Regions from separate parts of the Homo sapiens genome. Here region 2 is linked to region 1. A link is a contact called in ENCODE Hi-C or POLR2A ChIA-PET data. All regions are on one chromosome and are shown on one strand. The core of a region is the stretch at or near the end of the contact, and the rest is flanking DNA. Distances in the headings are between cores, read along the strand shown. Region 1 has its middle 140 kb from the start of ARID1B. Region 2 has its middle 90 kb from the start of ARID1B.

Region 1 (4,870 bases), core at 670-3,169:
TTTGTCGTTTTGTACCTGGCCTATTTCAGTTAGCATAATGTCCTCAAAGTTCATCCATGTGACAGCATGTGACAGAATCTTCCTCCTTTTTGAGGCTGAATAATATTTCTTGTATGTATATACCACATTTTATTGATCAGTTCACCCACTGATGGACACCTGAGTACTTGTGTCTACCACCTTTTGGCTATTGTGAATAATGCTGCTATGAACATCGGTGTTCAAACATTTATTTGAGACCCTGCTTTCAATTGTTTTGGATATGTTTACAGAAGTGGGATTGCTGGATCAGTGCCTGTCTTAATTTCTTGGTTGGGGTTCTCTCCTCATGTAGGTAATACAGATGTGAACACCACACATGTGTGTAGCAGGCACTGGCTTCAGCTTCCTATGGGTGAGGCTTCCTACCCCTTGCACTATGGCAAGCTCCCTTGCTGATTCTCTAAACCAAGGCACCGACTTTCTAAGCTCAGTGTCACCACCTAGGCACAGCTTCATGGCTTCCAGTTTAAACAGGAGTTTCGTTTCAGCTTTTCTGTCTTGTACAGGCCCAAGGCCTCATCTCCTTTTGCTGTACAGGCGTTAAAACTTGAGTCCCACGCCTGTTAGGCCTGTATCTGTTTACAACGCCCCTGTCATCTGTTTGGCTTCAGCTTGCACTCACCTCTTTTTCTTTGAGTTGTTCTTTTTTCCTGACATCAGGGAATTTTCTTTCCTTGCTTTTGAGTATGCATTAAAAAATAGTTTATTCAGCATTTTCAGTGTTTGGGGTGTGTGTGTGTGTGTGTGTGTGTGTGTGTGTGTGTATGTGTACGTACTTTCAGTTCTGTTTGAGCTGTGGTGCCAATAGATATTTATTTGTTCATTCAAGATTTTCTGACCGTTTATAGCCTACACAATGATAAGCCTAAGATGACTAAATAGTAATCTTCTGAACTCTTGTAACTCGGGAAGATGTTAAATCATAATACACTAACAGGCAAGATATAGATGTTGCTGTGCAATTGTGGCAGTGGAATCCATTTTTAGCTTGAATCCCAAACAGAAAGGTTGTCTTCCTACTAAAGCTGCACAATGAGCCCCTCCTCAAGCCGTGCCCTTGTGAAACCAGGTTCAGAGTACAGAGACCCGCGGGACCAGAGCTCTGAGCAATGAGGTTGCAGACAAGACCTGGAGCCACACACACCAGAAGAAAGGGGAGTCTTCCTGTGTCAATCAGCAAGAACAGGCAGGCATTTTTGCAACACGCATTATAAAATAGCCTACGTTGCAGAGACGTGGCCTTGTTAATTACTATTTAATATACATGTAACAAGCATATCAGCAAAGATCAATAATTTTCTGCAGATAAGAAAAAGGCCAGTGAGACTTTCGCTGGTGTTATTTTTGTCTGCGTCTATTGGTTTCAGTGTTGCCAGCTTCTTCCTTTCCAAATCCAGGCTATATGAGACAGAAAGAAAACCCAGAGAACTCAACACTCTCATTGTTTGAGTCCCAAGTCCCCCATTCAGTCTACCTCCTTCCATCCACCTTTCAAAGTCTTCTTATGTTTGATTTATATACATATATAATGTCTAGGGTTTTTAGTTGCAATTAGTGGGAGAAATAGGAGAAGTACACCCTATCTTCTTGGTGGATGATTTTTTTAAAAAAAATAAACTTGTGTTATTTTACTGCAATCATTACATTACTATATGCTTATTAACATCTTTATAATATAGAAATGATGAAATTGAGAGTAACAATTGGGCTGGGTAAGATTGTGAAGTAGGTGAAAGAAACAAACACAGTTCAGGCAAGAATATGGGATTAGCAAAGCTGCTTTTTATTTCACTATAACTTTAGACACTTTGTGTTCACATTTTTTTTCTGCAACAAAAATTTTCTTTTCTTTTCTTTTTTTTTGAGACAGAGCCTTACTCTATCACCCAGTCCGGAGTACAGTGGCGTGATCTTGACTCACTGCAACCTCTGCCTCCTGGGTTCAAGTGATTCTCATGCCTCAGCCTCCTGAGTAGCTAGAATTACAGGCACCTGCCACCACGCCCGGCTAATTTTTGTATTTTTAGTAGAGAGGTGGTTTCGCCATGTTGGCCAGGCTGATCTCAAACTCCTGGCCTCAAGTGATCCACCCGCCTTGGCCTCCCAAAGTGCTGGGATTACAGGCAAAAATTTTCAGTTTTATAAAGAAAGATGAATAGAGATGAACTTTCTTTTAAGAAAACCTGTTAAGTGTGAACCCGGGCGGTGGAGCTCGCAGTGAGCCGAGATTACGTCACTGCACTCTAGCCTGGGCGACAGAGCGAGACTCCGTTTCAAAAAAAAAAACAAACGACAAAAAAAAGAAAACCTGTTACGTGTAGATTTGAATTTACAAAGTGGATAGATAAGGATGTGATTCTGAGTTTTACTCCGAGTCACCCCAAATTTTTCAGGAACTCAAGTGTTATATAAAGTTAACTCAGAACAATTTTACTTGATTATCACTCTGGGATTCTTGGCATGAGTAGAATTCACGTCAATAAGTACAGTAAAGCCCTGTTTTGAAAGTGCTTTGCTATCACAGATTATATTACAGTAGGGTCAAATCATTTTCCACGTATAATCCCTGATATATGACTTGAGTAAAACAACGCATGAGGCAAATATTGTTCTTGCATTCTGATACCAGTGTCACAATAGGGTTCTACTGAATTATTAGTAAAAACATGTTCAGTGAGATTTCTTGCCCTGGATGTAAACTTCAGCCAGGCACTGATGCTTTTCCCATTAGCATCATTATGCTGAACGTTACTGTAATGGTATTCTACTGTCACACAACACTGGGGTCTAAATGAGTTTTTCCTAAAACAGGCCTATTCACAAGGTGAGCCTGGCCATCTCACACCATTTCTTTCATGCCTCTGTTTTGGCAGACATTTCCCCATCTTCATTCATCTTCCTGCAAGAAACAACTCCAATTCACACCATGAATTGTAATGTTAACTATACTGTACAGTGGTTTATTTAAAAGCCAGAATCTATGTTGTTTGATAGCCAAACTTACAGTGGGGGAAGGGCAGACAACCCAGTCATCAAAGGATAAAAATCTATACTAATCTTAAAAGCAAAACACAGTGTAGTATTTCTTGTCTATTTTTCTACAAAAGAAGGCCATTGTATTTCTGTTCCTGGCCATGTCAGCAGTGATGGTCCACCCCACAACGGCCCCCACCAGTTTTTTTCAAGCATTGATTGTTGACTTCCCCTGACACCCCATCACAACCCATTAGTACTGAAAACTGACAAGCCCAGCTGCAGCAGCAAAATGGCAAGTTTGAAAGAAAATATCGAAAGCACAGGCAAAGCCCAGCTCTTAGGGACCCGCACGAGACCCAAATGCAGTGACTCCTCCCCGCCCCCACGACACCTTCGCGGAGGTCAGCAGAATCAGCAGATTTTCTTTAACCCACACTCCAAGGTCTTGAGGAAATTATAAGGAGTATTGCTTTATTTTTACTTTCATTTTCAAAGGAACTGAGTTGAGGAATATGAAAACAGAGTTGGCTAAAGTGCTTTTGCTGAGAAAGCTAATATACATTATGTCTCTTTTCAGACTCAAGCGTTTCAGGCGTTAGTGGCTCAGCAGTCCTGGGCTTCTGAAGGCCACACTTTAAACCCTGGCAGCTTCTTAAGTTATGAGTCTTTTTCTTCTTTTTATTCAGCAGAGTTTTATGGTGCCTGTGTTCCGAGAGTTACAGTAATAGCAATCGCGAACATTCCTTGTGATTGTACAGTTGATTGCCCAGGGGAAAAAGGTGACAACTCTAGATTTCCAATAGACCTTGTATTTGCAGAGCTATGAGTTCAAGCAAGGCCAGACAACTTGTTGAAATCTTAAGAGCCAAGACACAAGGTGAATCTAACTTTAGCTAAAGAGCTGGATGTAAGTTTTGTGCAGTCAAAGCCCTGGAGATGGGGTAACTAAAAAAATGGTGACCATCATCCATTTAGGTAAAAAATCTAACTGCAAATGGTCATTGAATCAAGAACAGATAAGAATAAAGAGCCAAATGAAAAACCAGCATTAAGCAGGAGTTCCTGTGTTTTTACCCCTTGTGAGCAGAGAGGATGCAGTGCGCAAGCGTGGGCTAATGGCAGTGATGGTCTGCCTCATGGCAATGATGGTCTGCCTCCGGAATGGGCACTTGGAAGCCATTGTTTAGCACCGTTCTTGCCTGGGGATGGTAAGATGGCCTTAGGGGGAAATAAGAATGGGTCTCCTCAGTGAGTTTTATGGCCACCTCTACCATCAAGCCTATGTGTGCTTGGGCGTTACCCACTTCCTCCTTCCCCTCTGATTGTGTTTGGTGTCTTACCAAGCTGCTGATATGTTTCCTGCCTGCCCACATCCTCTAGGAGAGGTCTGGGAAGTCTGGAGTATGGGCTGCCTCTGAAGTCCTGTAGCTTAGACAGACTTGCTTGCCTGCTGCTCAGACAGCTGGTGAGCCCATAAACTCTCCCTGGTTTCCCACCAGCCCTCCGTGTTCTCTCCCTTTGGTAAAGATGGCTGCTCTGGCAGAGGAGGGGCCCACAGAGAAATCCCAGTGCTCCTAGGCTTCAGGGCCTTCCCCTGGACCTTGCTCCATCTGCCAGGGTACAGGCTGGGCCCCAGTCGGAGAGAGCTCCTCAGTGACAACCATGCAACCTGCAGACATGCAGATACACATTATAGAATGGCTTGCCTGGTGCATGTTCCAGCACCCATCCCGAGTCAGCACTTAAACCTGGAAGTTGTGGCTTCAGCTCTGCCTTTGGCTCTGAACCAACCCTTTTCTTCATCTGCAGGAGCCTCTGAGAGGACCTGGCCCTGCACTGTCCTCGGTGCTTC
Region 2 (5,254 bases), core at 369-2,868, 52 kb before region 1:
TGAATGAGTTTTCTTACCTACATTGCCACTGCCATCTCTTATTCAAAGGAATATCTCCATTCATATGGCTGCCATAAAGCAAATCCAATGGTAGGAAGACAAGATGGAAGCATCAGATGATCCCCTCGGCATTGACACCTGCTCCCATTTAAGAGATGGGGAGAGAAGCCAGCGTGTTAAATGGTAACAGTTCCTGTCATTCCATGTATACTTAACAGGTGCCAGGATGTGCCAAGCACTTTGGATATGGAGCTCATTTTGCCCTCCAACCCTATGGAGTAGGAATGCTAACACCTAGATTTTCAGGGGAATAGATGGCAAACTGGAGCAGGTAGGTCACTTTCTCAAGGTCACGAAACTAGTAAGTAGCTGTGTCAGTCAGGGTGACTTAAACTGAGCTTTGATAACAAAGAGCTCCCAAATCTTAGTGGCTTACAATATCAAAGATTTATTCCTCCCTCCTGCTAAATGTCTACCAAGGTCTCTGGAGGCTTCTTCCTCAATCTAGGACCTCGGCAGACACTACCAGGACACTGCTGGTTGTCATGCAAGTGGAAAAGGAGAAGACCGCAAAGTGCTCAATGCTGGCACATGTTACTTCTGTTTATTTTGTTGGCCAGAGGCTGTCACATGGTACCTGTAACTTCAGAGGGCCAAGGAAGTACACTCTTATTATCTCAAAGGGAGAGGAGGAATTTTTGCAGACAGCTCTAATGACCACCACAGTGGTAAAGGAAGGATCCCAGAAGAAAGGCATTTTCTAAAGCCTATGCTCTTTGCTCCTATGAGAGCTTCCACTCACGGAGCCCTGGGCGCCTCGTGGGGTCTGAGCACTAAGCGTTTTACAGATATCATTTCTGGTCTTCATAGCCACTTGTTAGGTAGATGCTAATATTCCCTTCATTTCGAGATCAGGTTGCTGAGGCCCAGACAGGTCTTGAAGTAGCTTGAGCCAGATGGTACAGAGAGTACCAAATAGCACGTGTGCAGGCCTCTGATTAGTATGACTCGGGAGGCTCTCTTCTTTCCTTCTTTGCCTTGAGGATTTCCAATGCCACAGACATCATTTCAGTTTCACAACAGAAAACTCACATACATTTTCACAAGATTAAAACTTTGCTTAATCTTGTGTTCATTTATTGTTTTATTAATTGCTCATTGTAAAAATTCAGGTAATACAGGCATGAAGGAGAAAGCGAAAAATCACTAACAATCAAAACATCAAGAGAGAGCCGCTGCTAACATTTTAAGTATGTCCCTCCAGATCTGCTCATCTGTAACTTGTTTCTTCACATAACAATAGGTTGTGAACATCCTTCCAATAAATACACTGCAGTTTTAATGACTGCATAATACTCTATTGAGTGACTGTGCTACAATTTAAAATTCCTTGATGATCCACATTTATCTTCTGTTTAATCTCTCCCTCTTCTCTTGTTAATTCTGAGTTCCAGCTCTTTCTTAACAGTGATGTCTAAAATCTCCTGTGTCTTATGATACAGGATAAGACACAGGTCTCTTATGATAAGAGACCTTATGCTTTCGCATTGTTATGGTCAAAGATCTTTAATCAAAACACTAGTTCCTCTTTGTTACCTCTTTTCTTTCTCCCTCTTTCATAAAGAGCCCCCACAAATGGTATTAAATGTTTTGTTCTGGGAGTTTCAGGCCAGGGATTTTCCTTGACATTTCTTTTTTGTTTCATGTACTTTTTCTGAAATTCCCCAATAAACTGTCCTGTTTTTCTTTTTACTTTTGTTTTTGTATATCCACATTGCTTATTTTATTATATATTTGCATGCCCATATTCCAGAACCACTGAACAGCATGTTTTGTGCTTTTCCTGGCTGTTACCTGTGTGGCAAGGTATTCAGTGGCTTCCTGGCTTCCTTTTCTATGCCCCCTGAGTAACCCCCTATGCAGATTCATCACTTTCCTACTCATTGTAGGTTCCCTGCTTTGCTCATGTTGTTCCCTCAACCTGGAGTGGCCTTTACTGTCATCTAGAGTTGGTCTTCAGAATCCAGCTCAAATGCCTGGCCTTTCACAAAGCACCGTCTGACCCTTTAACTGTTCTTTCCTCTGTGCTTGGTAGCATTTTACTATCACCTCCAATATATACTCAGGAGTCATCTACTGAGCACCTATGGTGTACCCTGGAGGGCTGGGGCAGAACAGACAACAATCAGCCTTGGTATCCACCCTCTAGGAGTCCGGGGAAATAGGAAAACAGAACTGGAACCCAGTGTAGTCCAGGCTGAAATGGAGGTCAGCAGAGACGCCAAGATAATGACAGGGCCACGCCAGCGCTCGCTGGCTTTTCTTTAACGCACGTTTTCCCTTAGTAAAAATCAAGATCCTGAGGGAGAAGTGATCCTTTTTAATTCGCCTTTTCGGGACTTTGTGGCAGCGCTTAACGCGCCTTATGCTTAATGGCACACGTCGGGGGGCTCCCGGGAGATGACGGGTGGGCGGACCCCAGGCGCAGGTCCAGTCCCATTACCCACATTTCCCGGAGCCCAGTCTACTTTTCACATCTTTCATTCCCCCTGAAATAGATGCACATTCGCCTCCAGATTTAGAATAGGAGCAATGAGTATTTCACGAAAGCCTGGAAAATATGACTTTTCCAGAAATGGCTTAAGTCGGTCATAGATCTTCAGGCTCCTGGCAACTGCGGGACGGGGGTGTGCCCTAATTGCATCCATTTCCTCCCAGGCCTGATTGGGAATCTTGCACCGGCATCGCGAGCCCCGCTCTTCGGCCTCCAGGAGCGAGTGAGGGACGCGGGAGAGGGGCTTTTCTTCGGCGTGCGCGTCCCCCTGCCGCCGGCTTCTCCAGCTCCTCGCCGGGCCGCGCTGCCGCCCAAACTCCGCGGCGCCGCCCGCTCCGCGCCCGGCTCCGGCCCAGGTTTTGCGGCCCGCCCGCCGCCGCGCTCGCCGAGCCGGAGGCTGGCGCCGCCGAGGCCGCCGCGGCCGGGGCGTGGGGGCCGCACCGCGCACGCGCGCCCGCGGCGTCTGAGGCTCCCTGCGCCCCGACTCCGCGCGGCCGGAACCCTCGCGCCGCCGCGCCACCCGGAGCCGCCCGGGACCCGGACCCCGCGCGCCCCGCGCCGGGCGGGGACTATTTTCTCTGCCCGTGTCCTCTCCTCTCCCCACGCCGGGAGGAACATTCCTGGCTCTCCCCGCCCGGCTGCGTCTGTGCCCGCTCCTCCCCCGCCGCGTGTTTTCCGCCCCAGTAAAGATCGTGCCACACAAATAAGCCTCGAATGCCCTTTGCCGAGCAGGCAGGAGGGCAGCAAGCGCAGAGCCCGAGCGGGCCATTTTCAGGGCGCGTCTCCGGAGCCGCTAAAAGTCTTGTTTTCTCCCAAAAGTGGAAGGTGGGAGGTGGGGCGGTCGTGGGGCCGCTTCCAACTGCTACACACGCTCGAATAGTTGTCAGTAAAATCAAACTGACGTCAGCCCTGAGGAAAAAGATAGGTCTCTTTTGTTCTCATGTTCTACCCCCGCCCCTTGCGATCAAAGGCAAAAAACATTTTTTTGGAGGTGGGGGGAAAGACAAAAAGGGGGAAAAAATTGCAATGCGGAGAGATAGCTTCCATCAGAGCTCCTGCCCGGGCGATGGGAATGTTTAATGAATGCATCAAGCCTTTTGATCACCCTCGCTCGGTTGGGTTCAGTAGTGCCGGAAGGTTAGTTGCATCTCCTGTGGCTGATCTGAAATTCGATCAGCAGAGGGGGCAAAGAAAAGAAAAGCATTTTAATGGGAATCAATAGGGGATCATAGGTCTTGGAAGGAAATACGTGTTGATTAAAAATGCCACAAGATTAAAAAATGTCCACGACTTGTTTAAAAAGAGAAAAAGGAAAAAACAGAGAGGAGAGGAGAGAGAGAGAGGAGAGAGGAGAGGGGGAGGAGGAGGGAAAAAAACCCTTAGCAATCTATTTTCTCTGTGTGTTGCTGCCAGAGAGGCAGTCAGCAGACCAACAGTTTGTATAATGCTTCAAGCTACAGCGGGCAAATTTAAAGCTGTATGCTCAGAACAACATAATAAATACTTATTGAAAATGCATTTCTATTTCTAAGCGGGGTTCACTCATGCATTATACAAAGCACCTAGGGCTGCAGTAGCGAGACGCAAGGGGACAAATAAGGTGTACTGTGGCTCAAGTTCTTAAAACTAAACTCTCCAGCTTTTAACAGTTGACAGCAAGAACATAGACACTTAAAAAATGTATGAAAAACTAAACGAATAGCTTGAAAGATACCACGGACTTAAATTGTCTGAAACTTAAAGTTGTAATTTAAAAAAATCTGATAACTGAGGTTGAGGAGAAGGATAGCAAGGGGAGTTAGTGGTAGATAGCATATTGATTGGGTTACAGAGTGGAAAATTATTGCCCTGTAGGTAGAGAAAGTGATCAGCGGTGTGATAAAAACGGTGGAAGGTTTTATGACTATCCATCTACTACAGTGGGAAAGGGAAAAAGGTATTTTAAACCCATTCTTTGACAGAAAAACACAAATATACACCCTGTTTGCATAGCCTTTTAGAAAGAAATCAATTTACATTTTTACATTTTTGCATGTTAAACAAAGTTTCTTCATTGCAGTGGTGGAGCCTTCCTTTCAATAGCCTTTTAGGGAGTCCTCCAGATCTCCTGCATTCTAGTCCTACCCTTTACTCATCTTCCTCATTTTTACCTTTTCTTTCAATCTCTTTGAAGGACGTAAAAAGCGTCAAAGAGGTTTCTCAGGGCAATTTCCCTTGGATGTTCCTAATATTTAATTTCAGTAGTTTGGATAAAGGGGGATCTGTTATAATGGAGGTTTCCTTGTTGAGCCACGAATTATCTTACCTCAATATTTTTGGTCTCTACTAGATTATAAAATCCTTGAAGGCAGGGGATGTATCTCCTCTATCATTCATATTTCCAACAATGCCCCTTAGAACAAAACCTTGCACCTGGGAAATAGTAGAGAGAGCTCATTGAGCACTTTGGGTTAATAGCGGTAGATGGCCCATTGGATTTCAGAGAGGAAAAGTCATTGCTGGGTAACCTCAGAGAAGTGACTTAGCTTCTCTGAGCTTCAGGTTCCTCATCTGTAAAGTTTGAATGCTTATATCTAGCTACCAGGACTCACTTTTGTGAATGAAATGCTCATAAAGCACACTGTGTAATGTGCAATATCTGGCTATATATACATATATATCTAAATACATATATAATGTATCTAAATATATCTATAAATT

The links. A loop is a pair of places that touch in the nucleus more often than their neighbours do. ChIA-PET counts read pairs that join two places held with the same protein, here RNA polymerase II (POLR2A). Pooled maps may share reads with other maps.
Region 2: a loop to region 1 is called in a map of OCI-LY7, with 9 times the contacts of the local background. The contact joins two enhancer-like sites. A Hi-C loop is called at or near these places in 6 of 168 maps with a recorded cell type or tissue (B cell, GM12878, OCI-LY7 and 3 more), 33 of 37 single-sample maps with no recorded cell type and 13 of 50 pooled maps. POLR2A ChIA-PET finds 5 or more read pairs at or near these places in 6 of 52 experiments (A673, GM12878, HEK293T and 3 more).

Annotation. Positions count from the first base shown.
Region 1 is chr6:156,633,745-156,638,614 of GRCh38, reverse strand. No RefSeq gene overlaps it. Among named protein-coding and RNA genes, the nearest start is that of ARID1B, 140 kb to the left of the region's middle. Within about 2 kb of position 1,919, at least 3 of the 41 ENCODE cell types and tissues checked have a DNase peak (open chromatin) inside an H3K27ac peak, as active enhancers do; they include B cell and OCI-LY7, where a contact is called at or near this core.
Region 2 is chr6:156,685,180-156,690,433 of GRCh38, reverse strand. No RefSeq gene overlaps it. Among named protein-coding and RNA genes, the nearest start is that of ARID1B, 90 kb to the left of the region's middle. RefSeq lists a silencer at 2,909-3,218 and enhancers at 2,572-3,498, 4,059-4,168, 3,499-4,426. Within about 2 kb of position 1,618, at least 8 of the 41 ENCODE cell types and tissues checked have a DNase peak (open chromatin) inside an H3K27ac peak, as active enhancers do; they include B cell and OCI-LY7, where a contact is called at or near this core.